2 separate regions of the Mus musculus genome follow, and region 1 is linked to region 2. The links are chromatin loops, found by intact Hi-C in ENCODE. Cell type or tissue: heart. All regions are shown on one strand.

What was found. A loop is a pair of places that touch in the nucleus more often than their neighbours do. Peaks named below come from ENCODE experiments on the same cell type or tissue, not always from the same donor. Only the 100,000 strongest peaks of a DNase experiment are listed, where the experiment ranks them.
Region 1: a loop joins it to region 2, with 2.7 times the contacts of the local background. A loop is called at or near these places in 1 of 42 quality-filtered maps.

Annotation. Positions count from the first base shown.
Region 1 is chr4:148,587,058-148,595,057 of GRCm38, forward strand. Srm (spermidine synthase) reads left to right here and starts at 4,456. Exons shown (of 7, transcript NM_009272.4): 1 at 4,456-4,729; 2 at 4,987-5,107; 3 at 5,425-5,517; 4 at 6,231-6,384; 5 at 6,711-6,940; 6 at 7,026-7,148; 7 at 7,230-7,562. The coding sequence starts at 4,563. The coding sequence ends at 7,250. It also overlaps a transcript of Masp2 not described here. In heart, CTCF peaks have their summits at 3,384 (motif pointing right) and 4,243; DNase peaks (open chromatin) are centred at 2,686, 4,344, 5,344 and 7,401; H3K4me3 peaks cover 3,026 bases; H3K27ac peaks cover 2,150 bases.
Region 2 is chr4:148,447,612-148,455,611 of GRCm38, forward strand. Mtor (mechanistic target of rapamycin kinase) reads left to right here and starts at 971. Exons shown (of 58, transcript NM_020009.2): 1 at 971-1,076; 2 at 4,646-4,821; 3 at 5,411-5,519; 4 at 6,147-6,379; 5 at 6,941-7,141. The coding sequence starts at 4,660. In heart, no CTCF peak of the experiment used is centred here; a DNase peak (open chromatin) is centred at 860; H3K4me3 peaks cover 2,111 bases; H3K27ac peaks cover 1,838 bases.

The DNA.
Region 1 (8,000 bases), 140 kb after region 2:
AAAGAAACCATTTCAAAGAAAGGAAGACAGGAAGAGAGAAAGAGAGAGGGAGGAAGGGAGAGAGGGAGAGAGAGAGAGAAAGAGAGAGAGGAGATGGTGACACACACCTTTAATACAGGCACTCCAGAGGCAGAGGCAAACAGATCTCAAGACCAGCCTGATCTACAGAGTTCCAGGGCAGCAAGGGCTACACAGAGGAACCCTGTCTCTAAATAAGTAAACAGACAAATCAAAAAGCTTGGTTGGGTGGAGATTACAAAGGTAAGCAGTTAGCTTTCATTGAGAGTGGCTGAGGGAGCGGAGAACTCAAGAAGTGGCCACTGGGCAGTGCTCAGAAGTGGAAGGGAGGAAGAAGCCAGATCAGATGGATGTAATCTTAGCCCTCAGGAGGAGGAGGCAGGAAGACCGTGAGTTGTAGGGCGAACCTGGTCTACACAGGGAAACCCTGATGAATCGACTCCTCATTCCTTATCCCACCAATTTCCCACGAGTCACATTTACTTGTGGAAGTGGGAAACAAAGACTGTAAGGTTTTGGTTTGCTTTTTATTACTGTGATAAACACAGTGAGCAAAAGCGAGCTGGGGAGGAAAGGGTTTATTTGGCTTCTGTACATCTCAATCCCAGTCCATTGCTAAGAGAAGCCAGGGCAGGAACTGAAGCAGAGGCCATAGAGGAACGCGCTCACGGGTTTGGTTTGCTCCCCATCGCTTGTTCAGCCTCTTTTACCACCTGCCCAGGGGTGGGACCACACCCAGAGGGCTGCACTCACCCTTGGCAGTTAAGGAAATGCTCCACAGGCCAATCTGGTAGAGGTGTGCTCTCATTTGAGGTTCCTGCTCACCAGATAGCTTCAGCCATGTCAACGATAGAGCTAACCATTCTGACAGTAACGTTTTTAATTTTTCCTTTCTCAGAAAAGGCAGGCACGGGGAGGGAGGGACACCTGAGCAGCTCAGAGACAGCTGTAGCTCAGGCCACTGGGCCTGAGGGTCAGGGTAATCACTTGATCAGACCGAGGAGGACCCAACTGGAGGATGACAGTAGGTATAAACGCTGGTGTGCTGGAGAAGAGAGACCTAGTGGCCTGTGGGGGTCTGTGGTCAGGAGAGTGCTGTAAGGACCCTATGCTCACAGGGACACCTCAAGCAGCTTGCCAGAAGCGTTTTAATGTGCCATATGAAAATTGGCATAGGGCTGGTGAGATGGCTCAGTGGGTAAGAGCACCCGACTGCTCTTCCGAAGGTCTGAAGTTCGGATCCCAGCAACCACATGGTGGCTCACAACCATCTGTAACAAGATCTGACGCCCTCTTCTGGAGTGTCTGAAGACAGCTACAGTGTACTTACATTAAATAAATAAATCTTTAAAAAAAAAAAAGAAAAAGAAAATTGGCATAATTGTCAAATATGCTCCCATTCAGCCACAGCTGTTTCCTGACACACGCCTTTAACCTTACCTAGCATTTAGGAGGAAGAAGCTGGCAGGTCTTTTGAGTTCTTTTTTTGTTTGTTTGTTTGTTTTTTTCGAGACAGGGTTTCTCTGTATAACCCTGGCTGTCTTGGAACTCACTCTGTAGGCCAAGCTGGCCTCAAACTTAGAAATCCCCCTGCCTCTGCCTCCCACGTGCTGGAATTAAAGGTGTGTGCCACCACAGCCCAGCTGAGTTCTTTAAAAAAAAAAGGCTAAGACTGGAGAGATGGCTTAGCAGTTAAGAGGGCAGGTTTTTCTTCCAGAGGATCTGGGTTCAGTTCCCAGCACCTACATGGCAGCTCGCACCGGTCTGTAACTCCTGTTCTAAGGTATCTGACTACCCTCACACATGCGGGCAGAACACCAGTGCACATTTAAAAAAAGAGAAGACTCTCCAGTGTTGACTGCCTGGCCGGTCTGTACAGTGACAGCCACCGTGTGGCAGCCCCTTGGCCAGCAGCCACCGTTCACTGACAGGCTCAGCTTGTCACTGTCCCAGCCTTCCTTCCCTTGTGCACATCAGCACTCCTGACTTCAGAGACAAATCAGTTTTCTGCCTGGCTTCTGAGTGTCTATATCACTGTGGTTTTCCGTGGACTGGTTAGTGAGACTAAAGGCAAAACCGCAGGCCTTCGTCCAGGTCCCCAGCTGGCTGGCACTTTGGGCCACTGGGCACTCTGGAAGATTTCTGCTTACATGGCTTCATTTAGTTTTGTTTAAGACAAAACCGTTTGGGGAGTTTGCATTCCTAGTTTTTGGTTCGCTTGCTTTAGTTTTTTGTTTGGATTTGGGGGTTGGTTGGCTTTTTAGTTTTTTGGTTTTGTTGTTGTTTTGTTTTGTAGAGAGGGTTGCATTGTGTATCGTTCTGAACTCACTATGTAGACCAGGCTGACCTTGAACTTACAGAGATCCAAACATGCCTCTGCCTCATTAAGTGCTAGAATTAGAGGTATGGACCACCATGCCTGGCTTTACTTGCCGTTTTTCCAGTATCGGAATCTTCCTAAATCTGACAGGTGTGGTCAATTCAGTCTTCCTAGAGGGCACATTCCGGAACAACTTTGCTCCCTCTCTTACTTCCTAGGGGAGGAATGTAATGGATTCAACTCAGCCCGCCCTCAGGGGCTGCCATCTCCAGGAAGCATCCCTAGCCTTCTGGCAAGCTGCGTTCTGGCTCGGGGCCTCTGGCAAATAAACAGCCATCCATAGCCCAGAGGCAGAACTGTGCTGGTTGGTAAGTACGGAGGCTGCTCAGTAGATAGTCTTGAGTCCACAATGTTGGTATTCTGTTTGGACTCCGCCCCCATAGTTACCTGGTAACAGCCAGGTATGCTCCTCCCCACAGTTAGGCCTGGCCCACTATAAAAAGGGCTGCTTTCCGCCCCCCCCCCCCCGCCCTCTTCTCTCTTATTCTTTCCTCTCTCTGCATCTCTGCATTCCCTCTGCCCCCTCCCCTTTTTCCACGTTGGCCTCTATTTCTCTACTCTCTCCCTCTCTCTGCTTCTACTACCCTCTTAACTCCCCTCCCCATGCCCTAAACTGTTCTATACTATACCTTGTAGCTGGTCCCTCAGGGGGAAGGGATGCCTTGGCATGGGCCCGCTGAAGCACCCTCTTCCCCCATCCCTCACCACACCCCCATAAAACATATTCTTATACCTCTTTATCTTTTTTTTTTTTTTTTTTTTTTTTTTTTGGTTTTTCGAGACAGGGTTTCTCTGTGTAGCCCTGGCTGTCCTGGCACTCACTTTGTAGACCAGGCTGGCCTCGAACTCAGAAATCCGCCTGCCTCTGCCTCCCGAGTGCTGGGATTAAAGGCGTGCGCCACCACTCCCGGCTTCTTTTTAAAAAAAAAAAATTTTTTTTTTAGATTTATTTATTATTAAATGTAAGTACACTGCAGCTGTCTTCAGACACACCAGAAGAGGGCATCAGATCTCATTACGGATGGTTGTAAGCCACCATGTGGTTGCTGGGATTTGAACTCAGGACCTTTGGAAGAGCACTCAGTGCTCTTAACTGCTGAGCCATCTCTCCAGCCCCCCTCTTTATCTTTTTATGTACACAACACATGCTGTCCCCGTCAAGTTCGTAAAACTGGACACGAATCTCCATCTGAGCCATTGTGACCCTGGATGCCCTGGTAGCAACTTTGTAGACCTCCCTCCCTCCCTCCGTTTGCGAGCTTGAAGTCAGCCAAGGCAGGGACAGGGCTCCAAGCAACAGCTCATGCCCTTCAGCTGTGCGTTATGACAAGGGGACATGCTCCCACTCCAGGTGGAGGCTGCTGAGTATCAGTCAGAAACCGTCCCTGACACCGTGTCAGGAATAGCTTATTCGTGGTTCGTCTTCCTTCTTTGGCATTCAAACTGTGTATGGAGCAATTAGCATTTAATATTCGGTAATTAGCATGCTTAATGTGATTCTGATAAGTTCCTTGACATTTTCATAAAAACAGCCACGTTCCCTCCCACCCTTCAAGGAGCAAGACCCAGTTTGTAAAAAGAAAAAAAAAGCCGCGCCAGTCTTTTTTGGTTTTGAATATGCATGTGCGGGGCCTCAGCTGGTAAATTTAGAAAGAGCTCCATTCTTATTCTGCAGCCACCCGCTCCTGGCTGACAATCCGGAGCAAAGTAGCCAAATGGCGCGACAATCCTCGCAAGTAAATAAAAGTCCCATGTGCGCCCAGACTAGACACGATCTGCTCAAACCCTACGGGGGTCCAAGGATGGGCCCCAGCCCTCGAACCGCTGCGCCGGCGCGGCCCGCCCCGGAACCCTCCCGCCGCCAGGGCCTCTCCCCACGTGGCCCGGCAGCCGGCCGCACTACCCTGCTGCGGCTGACAGACAGCACGGCCCAACCAATCACTGCTAGTTGCAGCCCGGGGAGCCAATGAACTCCTGGTGAAGCTGCGGGCCGGCCCACGCCGCCATTGGAGAGCCGGGGTCCCGCCCCTCCGTAGGCCCCGCCCCCGAGCGGGTTAGGTTGCGGCGCGGGCAGCGGGCAGAGCTGGTCACGTTGTGCTGGGGGGGGTCCGCGCGCCCTGCAGTCCCGAACCCGCTACGCGCTCCGTCGGCCCGCCCGCCCGCCATGGAGCCTGGCCCCGACGGCCCAGCCGCGCCCGGCCCCGCCGCCATCCGTGAGGGCTGGTTCCGAGAGACCTGCAGCCTGTGGCCCGGCCAGGCCCTGTCGCTGCAAGTGGAGCAGCTGCTTCACCACCGGCGATCGCGGTACCAAGACATCCTCGTCTTCCGCAGGTATGGCCCGCCGCGCGCCGGTGCAGCTGTCAGAAGTTCTGCGCTGGGCCCGGCCCTGCGTCCACGTGTCACTATCGGGACACGTCAGCCGAGGGGACCCCGGGACCCACCCAGCCCCCACACGTGGCTCGCCTGCCACGTGTCACCCCGAATGCCCACCCCTGGACCCCATGGCGGCCACGTGCACGCCCAGGGAGGACAGGGACCTAACCTCCCAGTGTCCCAGGACCCACGTCCCCGACTGTCTCTGCCCGCAGTAAAACCTACGGCAACGTGCTGGTTCTGGATGGCGTCATCCAGTGTACTGAGAGGGATGAGTTCTCCTACCAGGAGATGATCGCCAACCTGCCGCTCTGCAGCCACCCCAACCCGCGGAAGGTACCGCATTGCCCCTGGGTTCAGCCCTGAGCTCGGGGTCCTAGAAAAGCATGTCGGGCTGACACTAGGTGAGGATGTTTGGGGGCAGATGCTACCCAGATGACTGTCAGAAAATGCGGGTCGGTCAGGATGAATAGAGCTCCTGGGAGAGCTGGTCTCCTTAGAAGCCCCGAGAGGGGAACCCAGGCTGCCAGGAAGGACCCCGTGGCACAGAAGCGTTCTGGAGAGTAGAGAATGACTCAGAGTCCTGTAGCTGGGAAGATCAGGTTCTGTGGGAGTGGGCCTGCTCAGTCCTGACTTGTCCTTCCCTGGCCCAGGTGCTGATCATCGGGGGTGGAGATGGGGGCGTCCTACGGGAAGTGGTGAAGCACCCCTCTGTGGAGTCGGTGGTCCAGTGCGAGATTGATGAGGTGGGTGCAGTCCAGGAGGCCTGGATTTGAGTCACCAGAGTCAGCTCTGTCCCATCCTGACTCTGCACCCCGAGGCGCAATGTTCTTACCATCCCTGCCCTGTTTCCTCAGTCTGAAAAGAGGGTTCAGTAGGAAAACCAGATTGTTAAGGCCTGGCACACACCACACCATGGATGTTAACTCTTAGTGCTTTCAGAGCCCAGGCAGAGCCAGAGAGCTCAACAACTTATGGCATCTCCCCTTGAGACCCAGCATGGTTTTAGTGAGCACTTACTGTATGCTGAGTGTTACCCAAGGTGCTGGGTTGATACGGCCATGGACAGGTGAGCCCCTGAGTGTAGAGCTGGTGTTTGGGTTGGAGAAGACACCATAACACAGCATGACATGATGAGGCCAGACAGGGATAAAAGATATGGAGAACACAGGCTGATAGGAAGTGTGCAGCCACGCATGCTTACAGCCCCAGCACTTGGGTAGAAGCAGGACGATCAAGAGTTTGAGGCCAGCGTGAGTTATCTGAGACCATCTCTCAAAAATGCAGAAGCTCAGATGGGACTTGGTCTGCAGGGAGTTGAGGCCTGAAAACCATGAAGAGCTGAGGTGGTGTAGATCTGGGGGAAAGGGTTTTCAAAAGAGAAGACTTGTCCAAAGAAACCCCACCAGGAGTCCCCAGCCTCTAGTCCAGCCCAGCCCTTCCTCTCCCCCCTCTTCAGGATGTCATTGAAGTCTCTAAGAAGTTCCTGCCTGGCATGGCCGTTGGCTTCTCCAGCTCAAAGCTGACTCTCCACGTGGGCGATGGCTTTGAGTTCATGAAACAGAACCAAGATGCCTTTGACGTCATCATCACCGACTCCTCAGACCCCATGGGTGAGCCAGGGCACGCGCGTCCTGCAGCACACAGCAGCCCCAGACTAGAGCCATGTGATGATGGAGGCCTGAGGACGGTGGGGGTCTAGCCTTGGTCCATAGTGACCTCTGCTTCCTCTTTGGCTTCTTCCCTGTGCTTGTTGGCCAGCATCCGGGTGTGCTATGGTGCAGTGGGGGAGGGTTTGAATGCAGGGCCTCCCAGGTGCTAAGGCAGTAGGGGGCCACATCCCACAAACATGGGTCCAGCACCTGCTTTGCCACTGAGCTGCTGTGGGTGACTGTGGCCTGGAGGTCTCAGGCAGGATGGCCATGCTCTACCCCTCTAGGCCCTGCTGAGAGCCTCTTCAAGGAGTCCTATTACCAGCTCATGAAGACAGCACTCAAAGAAGATGGCATCCTGTGCTGCCAGGGTGAGTGCCAGTGGCTGCACCTGGACCTCATCAAGGAGATGAGGCACTTCTGCAAATCTCTCTTCCCCGTGGTGGACTACGCCTACTGTAGCATTCCTACCTATCCCAGCGGCCAGATCGGCTTCATGCTGTGTAGCAAAAACCCGGTGAGCTGGGGGTGACTGCCTGCAGGGTGGGGCGAGGGCAGGCACTAAGAGCCCCATCTTGATGCTCTTTGTCCCTGGTTCCCAGAGCACCAACTTCCGGGAGCCAGTGCAGCAGTTGACACAGGCCCAGGTGGAGCAGATGCAGCTGAAATACTATAACTCGGACATGCACCGTGCCGCCTTCGTACTGCCCGAGTTCACCCGGAAGGTGAGTGGCCTGCCAGGCTCCCTGCTGGGCCTCATCCTGCACAGCTTGCACATCCTCCTGACTGCCTTCATGTCCCACCAGGCCCTCAATGACATAAGCTGAATCCAGGTGCCACTGTGACACCACCCGAGACCTCAATCGGATTGGACCAAGGATCTTCCAAGTTGTCTGGGGACCACCAGTCCTGGACCAGACTCCCAGATGACTCTTGCCCACCAACCAAGTGTTACAGGCCCCACGATGCTGCCTGGCCTGGCCTGGCCTGGCCTGCCCTGCTGGGTGGACTCAGTCTCTGTCTGTCTATCTCTGTGGCGTTCAGCCCCACGCCTATACCAGCTCTGTACAGCACCGCCTATGCCCTGTGACCCAACAAAATACATGTGTATTTATAACAAGCTCAGTCATGACCTCTGACCTTTTCATTTTTGTTCCTACCAGTGGTACTGCCGGATGTTGGGTGTTCTGTGAGCTCTAGGGAGCCTGCTCTAGGGCCCAGTGTAAGGGTCCAGGTAGGGCAGCCTGAAGCTATAGCTTTTCAACTGCCCACGGGCAAGAGTGTTCCTAGCTTATGGATTGAAGCAGGGTGCATCATACTTTCTCAGTGAGGCATTGCTTCTGCTGTGGATATAAACCTGAGTTCAAATCCTTCCCAGGTTTCCAAAGTTACCTGCATGGGCCTGGCCTCTCTCCGAGGTGCTGAACCTGACCCTCCACTGCATCGCAGCCTCTTGCTGGAACCAAGGCTCCGGTTTCTGGAGAGGAGCGAGTTACGGGTCTTCGTGTCTGCTCTCCCCACAATTGCATGTAAGGCTCGCTAGAGCAGGAGTCACCAACCCTTTCCTGCCCTCGCCA
Region 2 (8,000 bases):
AAACACTGAGAAATCTCCCTAGTTCAACCTTGAATTTCTGACCCTCTAAACCTCCACCACCAGAGTTCTGGGAAGACAGGCATGCACTTTACACAGTGCTGGGAATTGAACCCACGACTTTCATGCCTATCGGGCAAACACTCTTTATTTTTGGTTTTTCGAGACAGGGTTTCTCTGTGTAGTCCTGGCTGTCCTGGAACTCACTCTGTAGACTAGGCTGGCCTCGAACTCAGAAATCCACCTGCCTCTACCTCCCAAGTGCTGGGATTAAAGGCGTGCACCACCACGCCGGGGTGGGCAAACACTCTTATCGACTGGTTTACATCCCTAGCTCCGGCTATTGCCCGTTTGAAAAATAAAAAAAAATTTTTAAGGATTTTTCTTTAAAATCTTGTATTTAAAGTAGTTCGGTGATCATCTTATCCTGAGAATGAGCTCACAAGTAAGGCAATTTGGGGACAGTGAGAATAAAAAAAAACAAAAACAAAAACAAAAAAACCCTTGCAAATGCATATTCAGTTTTACAAACGAGAAAGCAAGAGTTCCTCAGTGAACCGATTTCCAAGATATGTCTTCTGCAGTGATTCGAGAGCGTCGGACACTCGGCCCCTTCTCAGCATCCCGAGCACGATCCCTAACCTCTGCCCCAGTTCTTTCAACAGGTCCTTAGGGTACCAAACCGTGGCTCCACACGGTCACAGCGTGTGTGGAGGGGACTTGTAGTAGCGACGTACCGGAAGTGTTCGTGGAAGTGACCGAAGTCAACTCACGACTGATTGGCTCTTCGGAATAGTCCTTCGCCTCCTTTTGCTTGCCACTGGTTGCTCGTTTTGTCTATTTGAACAATCCCCGCCCTCGAGAAGCCGGTCCCGAAGCTCCAATTCTTCATGATTATTGGTGGATGTTCCTCCCCATCTTCGAGCTCGGCCCGCTGATTGGTTGTAGCGCTTACGAGCCCGCCCTCCCCACCTCCCTGGCCTAGAAGACAGCGGGGAAGGCGGGTGTTGAGGCTGGGGGCCTGAAGCGGCGGTACCGGCTCCGGCGGCGGCAGCTGAGGCGGTGGCCGAAGCCGCGCGGTGAGTCTGGGGCCTGGAGTCGGGCGCTTGCGGCTGGCGGGACGGCCAGACTCCCAGCCAGTGTGGGCCGTGCTGGGGGAGGCCCGGGAAGCCGCCTGTCTGAACCGTACAGCGCCCCAGCACCAGCTCCGCGCCCTCGGGGAGACCCCCGCAGGCTGGCGGATCTGCTCCGGGCCTTCCGTGGAGCATTTAGGTCTCCTTCTCGGGCTCAGGACCTGGAACTCCAGACCCACCTACTGACGGTGGAGCCTGTCCCCAGGAGCTCCAGTTTCGGGATCTGCCCCCTACACTTCACCATGGAGACCTGCCAGGAACCCAGACCTCCGCGCCCACGCAGGGTCAGCCTCAGGGTCACGCCCTCCCTTCACGTTTCAACCTTTCAACTCGAATTCCCCTAAGGCATTCTCACAACCTTTGGGATTTGTGACTCAAATAGTTACTTTGAATCCAGCCTGGGGCAGCTGGCTTGTGGGTAAACCTTCAAGTGACTGTCTAATTACTGACGTGATGAGAATAGAAAGTCCAAGTCGGTCTCCTTCCCGCTGCCTCGTGTGCTTACACGCTCAGTAGTGGTTTCTTCCGCTCTAAAACGGCCCAGTTCCTTTTATAGTATTTTATTCCCCCTGTAGTGTAGCGTTTGAAAGCCTTTCAAGACTATTTTACTCCTTATGTTTTGTGTTTATCCCTAACCCCGGCATGACCTTGAATTTCTTGCCTCTCCCTCAGTGCTGGGCTTAAAGATGTGTGGCATCGTGCCTTGGTTATGAGGTGGTGGGGATTGAACAAGGGGTTCTGTGCATGTTAGGCTGTGTCTCACAGATTCTTTCAAAGCCAGAGTGCTTCGGGAATTGTTTTTGTTTTTTAGTATACTCTGGCAGGATAGGTGTATATGTTAGTTACTGCCATGGCATAGTGGGCTAGCCCCTTTTTAATGGCCACTTTATTGGGGTCCCCTGGATGGTAAACTTATTGAGGGAACAAACATCACATAGTTGAAAAATGAGTGATAGTGTTGAGCTCACCATTTGAGTGTGTTGCTATTTCCTATGGTGTGTGTGTGTGTATGTATGTATTTGTTTCTAGAACTGCCTTCCCAACCCAGTGAATGCCTGTTCGTCCTATGAAATGGTGCAGTACTTGTATATAACCTTTTGTATGCTTTAAATCACACCTCCCTTGCTTTTACCTTCAAACACTATGAATGGTTGTTATACTGTACCATACACTATGAATGGTTGTTATACTGTACCATACACTATGAATGGTTGTTATACTGTACCATACACTATGAATGGTTGTTATACTCTACCATGTAGCAAATAATGACAAGAGCACTATTTATTGATGGGGGGTGGGAGGTGCCGTGCATGCAGTGGTGTGCACGTTGATGTCAGGACAAATTATAGGAGTTCTCTCCTTTACCTTGTTGGTCCCAGAGATCGAACTCAGTCATCAGATTTAGCAGCAAGCTCCCTTTCCCACTGAGGCATCCCTCCCACCCACACCCTAGGATATTCTGTCCATCCTTGGTAGACTCTCCAGGTTCAGAATCCATGGATGAGACGAGCTAGCCATGCTAGTACCCTGCACAGCTGCACTATGCCATCCATACAACAGCCTGTAGCCACATGTAGCTGCTGAGGTATGACCGATCCAGATCGGGATAGTTGAATGCGAGATTTTGGAAACTCGGTCTCAAAATGAGTTTTTGAATTATTGGATCGAGTACGCCCTGTGAGTTTCACCTGTTTCATTTAAAATTACATGGAGGGCTGGCAATATCTCAGCACCTAAGAGCACTTGTTGTTCATCCAGTGGACCCCAGTTGTCAGGCCACTCTCAACTGCCTGCAACTCCTGCTCCAGGGACTCCAATGTCCTCTTCTGACCTTTGCAGGCTTCTGCACATATGTGGCATACACTCAGATAGTCATGCATAAATAAAATAAAATAACATAAAATGACTCACGTGACTTGTATTATATTTCTGTTGGGCCAGACTGCTGTAGACTCCATACACTCCTGCAAATGACAGTCTGAGGAAAGGAGAAACCTTAGTTTTAGTTCTCTCTCTTCTGCCCTACTCCTGACTTTAGACCACATCTACAATAGTTATAAAAGCGAAGAAGAGCTGTGTGTTGCACTCCCAGAAACACTTTTAAATGTGTAAATCCTCACCTTATCCCACGAGTTAGGCTCTTCTACTGAGGTGCCATGGAAATTGAGGAGTCTTAAGTGTCCCCCTTAAGGAAGGTGACTTTGCCTCAGGATTTAAGCCCAGGTAGTCTCTGGAGTCCCAAGCCTGGCATAAATGAGTGGAAATCCGTGTTAGGAAGGCCACAGAGGAATTTACTAACAGAGTTTATAGAGTATTGAAGGATGGGGCTGGGGACGGTGTTCCGTCTCGGTAGAATGCTTGCAGCATGCAGAGCCCAGCTTGGAATCTCAGCACCCTTCGACTCCTAGCTTGGTGGTTCCAGGCCGTCAACTGTGGCGTGAGTTCAGGGTCATGCTATGAATAGAAGACTGGCTGAAAAAAATGAAAGAAAAAGATTTTTAAAGGGGCCAGCAAAATGGCTAAGTAGACAAAGGTGCTTGCTGCCAGGGTTGACAGCCTGAGTTTTATCTCTGGGATCCACATAAAGAGACAACTCCTGCAAGTTGTCCTCTCACCTCACATATGCTGTGGTATGTGTGTGTATGTGTGTGTGTACATAAATAAATGTAAGTTTAAAATGTTTTAATTTGAAAAAAAAATGTGTGAAAATAACTTTTATTCACCTGTATTGATTGTCTGTGAGGCTTACTACCTCCATCTGCTAACCTAGGTCTAGTCCTGGGAGCTTCTACCCTCCATACAATATAGTCCAGGCCTAGAATGTTTTCAGCCTCTTGAGACTTGCTGCCGAATAAGTTCACCCTTTCTAGCTCTTTCTGATCTCTAGTTGGCTGGCTCAAGTCAGCTGTTCTGGCTGAAGCTCACCCCTCAGCTGATTGATTCAGTCTGGTTCCTCTCAGCCTCCCCTGAATTGCTCTGCCTGGCCTCAGACTAACTCTAGCAATCTTTTCTAATCTTCGCCTCCCTCCTATTCTTTTTCTCATGCTGTCTTTTCCTGTGTCTAGCTTGTTTTCTCTTCAGTCTGTCTCTGTGAAACTCCCAGTAAAACTGCCTTCTTCTCCCTCTCAGCTGCTCTACTCTCCCTCTCACTATACTGTCTCCATGAACTCTACTGTACCCCCTCACTGTACTGTCTCCCTCCTGTACACTCTCCTTAAAGTAGCTTCCCTTTCCCCTCTCTTCTCATGAGAGTTGGCCATATCCTATTCTTTCAAATCTTTGTCTGATTTGTTACTTTATCTGCCTCTCAATTAGACATCACTTTCAAACATGGGTGCTTCCTTCTACACACTAACTTAACCTTTATTGTTTAGGGTTAAACGTGTATACTAAGGGCATGTCTGTATTCGAGCCAGAGGGATTAAAGGTGTGTACCGAGGGTCGAGCTACACCATAACTAGAAACAGGTTCAAATATCCTGTAACAATATTGAAAGATGTTCTTCCCCAAAGAACCTCAGGGCAAGATGCTTGGGACGGGTCCTGCCGTGGCCACCGCCAGTGCCGCCACATCTAGCAACGTGAGCGTCCTGCAGCAGTTCGCCAGTGGACTGAAGAGCCGGAATGAGGAGACCAGGGCCAAAGCAGCCAAGGAGCTCCAGCACTACGTCACCATGGAGCTTCGAGAGGTTGGTCTCTGGCGCTCTGGGGCCAGGCCTGTGGGTACCGTGCCTGCTGTGCCGCCCCTGGTTTAGATTGCCACTGTAGCTCAGTATTTGAGAGGACACTAGTTTTCATGTCTGTGAAGCGTGTGGGTTCCTTTGCAGAGATTGCACATTTCTGTAATATCGCTTGTGTTTATGGTCTCAAGTCAGCTGTTTATTTTGTATGGTGTTTTTTCTTACCACCAGCCCCTTGGTTCTCTGTCTCTGACAGTGGTTGGGATGGCTCTGAAGAGCTGATAGTCTCAAACTTTCCAAACAGACCACAGTTGAGGGCAGAGACACTAACCTACTCACCTGTGTCCCACTGGTATTATCACGATTTTAAGACAAGCTGATCTCTGCTATCGTAGAGAATCAGTAAGCAGTTGTTAAATAAACAGGAGTCATGTGATCAGTTGCTCTTCGCTTTAAAGCTGTGGAAATGGGCATGAGCCTTGTCTTTGGTTTGAACTGTGCCTGCCACCTCTCCATCTGAATCTCAAGTTGCCAGCTCGCTACTGCCTTACCAGTGGTGCAAATACACAAATCTGTTCTGTGCACATCTTCCTTGCAGATGAGTCAGGAGGAGTCTACTCGCTTCTATGACCAGCTGAACCATCACATTTTTGAACTGGTTTCCAGCTCAGATGCCAATGAGAGGAAGGGTGGCATCTTGGCCATCGGTAAGGACAGCCTCTGGTAGCAACAACTGTTAGGGACACTGGACAACTCAACTTGGTGCTCACTGTACTCTGTCTGCACTTGCTAAAGGAGTAGTGGTATCTACTTCATCTGTAGTTTAAAAGAATTTTAAGGCACCCGTAGACAGGCTGCACATAGACGAGTGCTAATTCTAGCAAAAGTCCTGGGACTCGGGCAAAACTCACTGACAGCTGAGTCTCAGAACTGGTGACTTCTGTGGCCAGTTTGCCAAGGGTGAGACTAAAAGCCAGCTTTTCATTCTTCTGCCCTAGGTGGCCCTGGTGGGTCTGACCACAGTAGAGCAGGATTTGGCACAGTGGGGCTCATAGATACACAAGTAGAAATGCGTGCTATTTGCCCAAGAGCTGGCCACAAGTACTGTGAATTGTCACTCAGTCTTAAGAATGAGATACACAGATGTGTTAAGATGAGGTCATTTTGATTTACGTACATAGTTCCAGAACAAAAATCCAAACTGCTGGTTCAAATGAAAAACTGCTGTCTTCCATATAGAAATATACTGAGAGCGGAGTAAGGTCTCTCCCAGGGTTCAGCATATGCATTCCAGAACACACCACCCACATGGTCATCTTTGCTTTCTTTTCTAGCCAGCCTCATAGGAGTGGAAGGTGGGAATTCCACCAGAATTGGCAGATTTGCCAACTACCTTCGAAACCTCCTCCCCTCAAGCGATCCAGTTGTCATGGAAATGGCGTCCAAGGCCATTGGCCGCCTGGCGATGGCAGGGGACACTTTCACTGCTGAATATGTGGAGTTTGAAGTGAAGCGAGCCTTGGAGTGGCTGGGTGCTGACCGAAATGAGGGCCGGAGACATGCCGCTGTGAGTTCCCAGGGACTGAGCCCTGCCAGGGCTGGGGGCAGAGGAGCCCCGTTGTGTGTGTTGCTCCCTTCCGCAGCTTGTCCTGGGAAAAGGATTCCAGGCTGTGAGGTGGAGGCAAGCAGGGGTGCCTCAGGATGGCGGCGTTCCCAGCTTGGTTTCAAGGAAGGAGCAAGCACAAGCATCAACCCTGGCTGATGGCTTTGTCAGTCACAACTTTGTAGCGTGGCTGCCTTAACTAAAGACACTAGCGTTCTCTAAAACGAAAGTAGTAACAAAATTGAACATCATGTTTTCATCCAGTAACTGTTTATTGACTGTCCTGGATGGCAGGCATGGTTCTCGGCCTGTTGTCTCGGTGTTGAACAACAACACCGTAGGCGCCAGCATCTGTGCTTGTCCACAGGCGCTCACTGAGCCTGGGGTGCTTGCTCGGTCATCCTTCGCCTCTCCTGGGGCCAGGCTTCGCTTTTCCTTGTGGGAGATGCTCAAGGATGACAGGGGTGTGTCCCGAGAGAGCAAGTCCTTGTAGGAGTAAGAGTTGTGTTTGTCCTTCTCTCCCAGGTCCTCGTTCTCCGTGAGCTGGCCATCAGTGTCCCCACCTTCTTCTTCCAGCAAGTTCAGCCCTTCTTTGACAACATTTTTGTGGCTGTGTGGGACCCCAAGCAGGCCATCCGGGAAGGCGCTGTAGCGGCCCTTCGTGCCTGTCTGATTCTCACCACGCAGCGGGAACCAAAGGAAATGCAGAAGCCTCAGTGGTACCGGGTGAGAGATGGGTCCACGCAGCCACTAGCGAAGCACTTTGGCCTGGAGAGCTGCAGCTGGCCATAGAGCAGGCCTTACATCTGTTTGAGCTTGGCACGGCTCTCTCCTGCTCACTGTGATTCTGTTGTTACTATATTGTGTTTTCTTAGGACAGATGTAGTGGTAGTCACACTATTATTTTATGCATCTCTATCAATAAAAATGTATCAATTAGACTATAATTAGAGGCCTCTGACTATGGTGGGACACCCCTATAATCCCAGCATTTGGGAGGCTGTAGCAAGAAGATAAGAATTTGGGCAGGATCATGAATTTGAGATTCTTCTGTCTCTATCTCCTTAGTGCTGAGATTATAGGAACATACCACCATGTCCAGTTCTATGCCCTGCTGGGTCTTGAACCCAGAGCTTTGTGCGTGTTAGGTAAACATGCCAACTGAACTACATGCCCAGCCCCTGAACCATGTCTTTTAAAGATTGATAATTGGCCATAAGTAGTGGCTGATACATTTAATCCCAGCACTTGGGAATCAGACAGTTAGGTCTCTGAGGTGAAGGCCATCTGGGTACACATAGTGAGACCCTGTATCTAAAACAAAAGCAAATTATGTTTGATAATTGCAGTTTTGGCTAGCAGTGCCCACATCATCATCACTTCAAAATATTACAACCAAGATTAAGTTCTGTAATCAAGCATACGAACAAACAAATGAAAGAATGCTGAGTCAATCTGGACTACCTGATGAAACACTGTTTCAAACACAACCCGAGTGAGAGCTGATATTTATCATTACCTTCTCATCAGCCAGCAGTTGTCCAAAGACAGGAGTCTGGGGATTGCTGACTCAGTAAACCTGGTT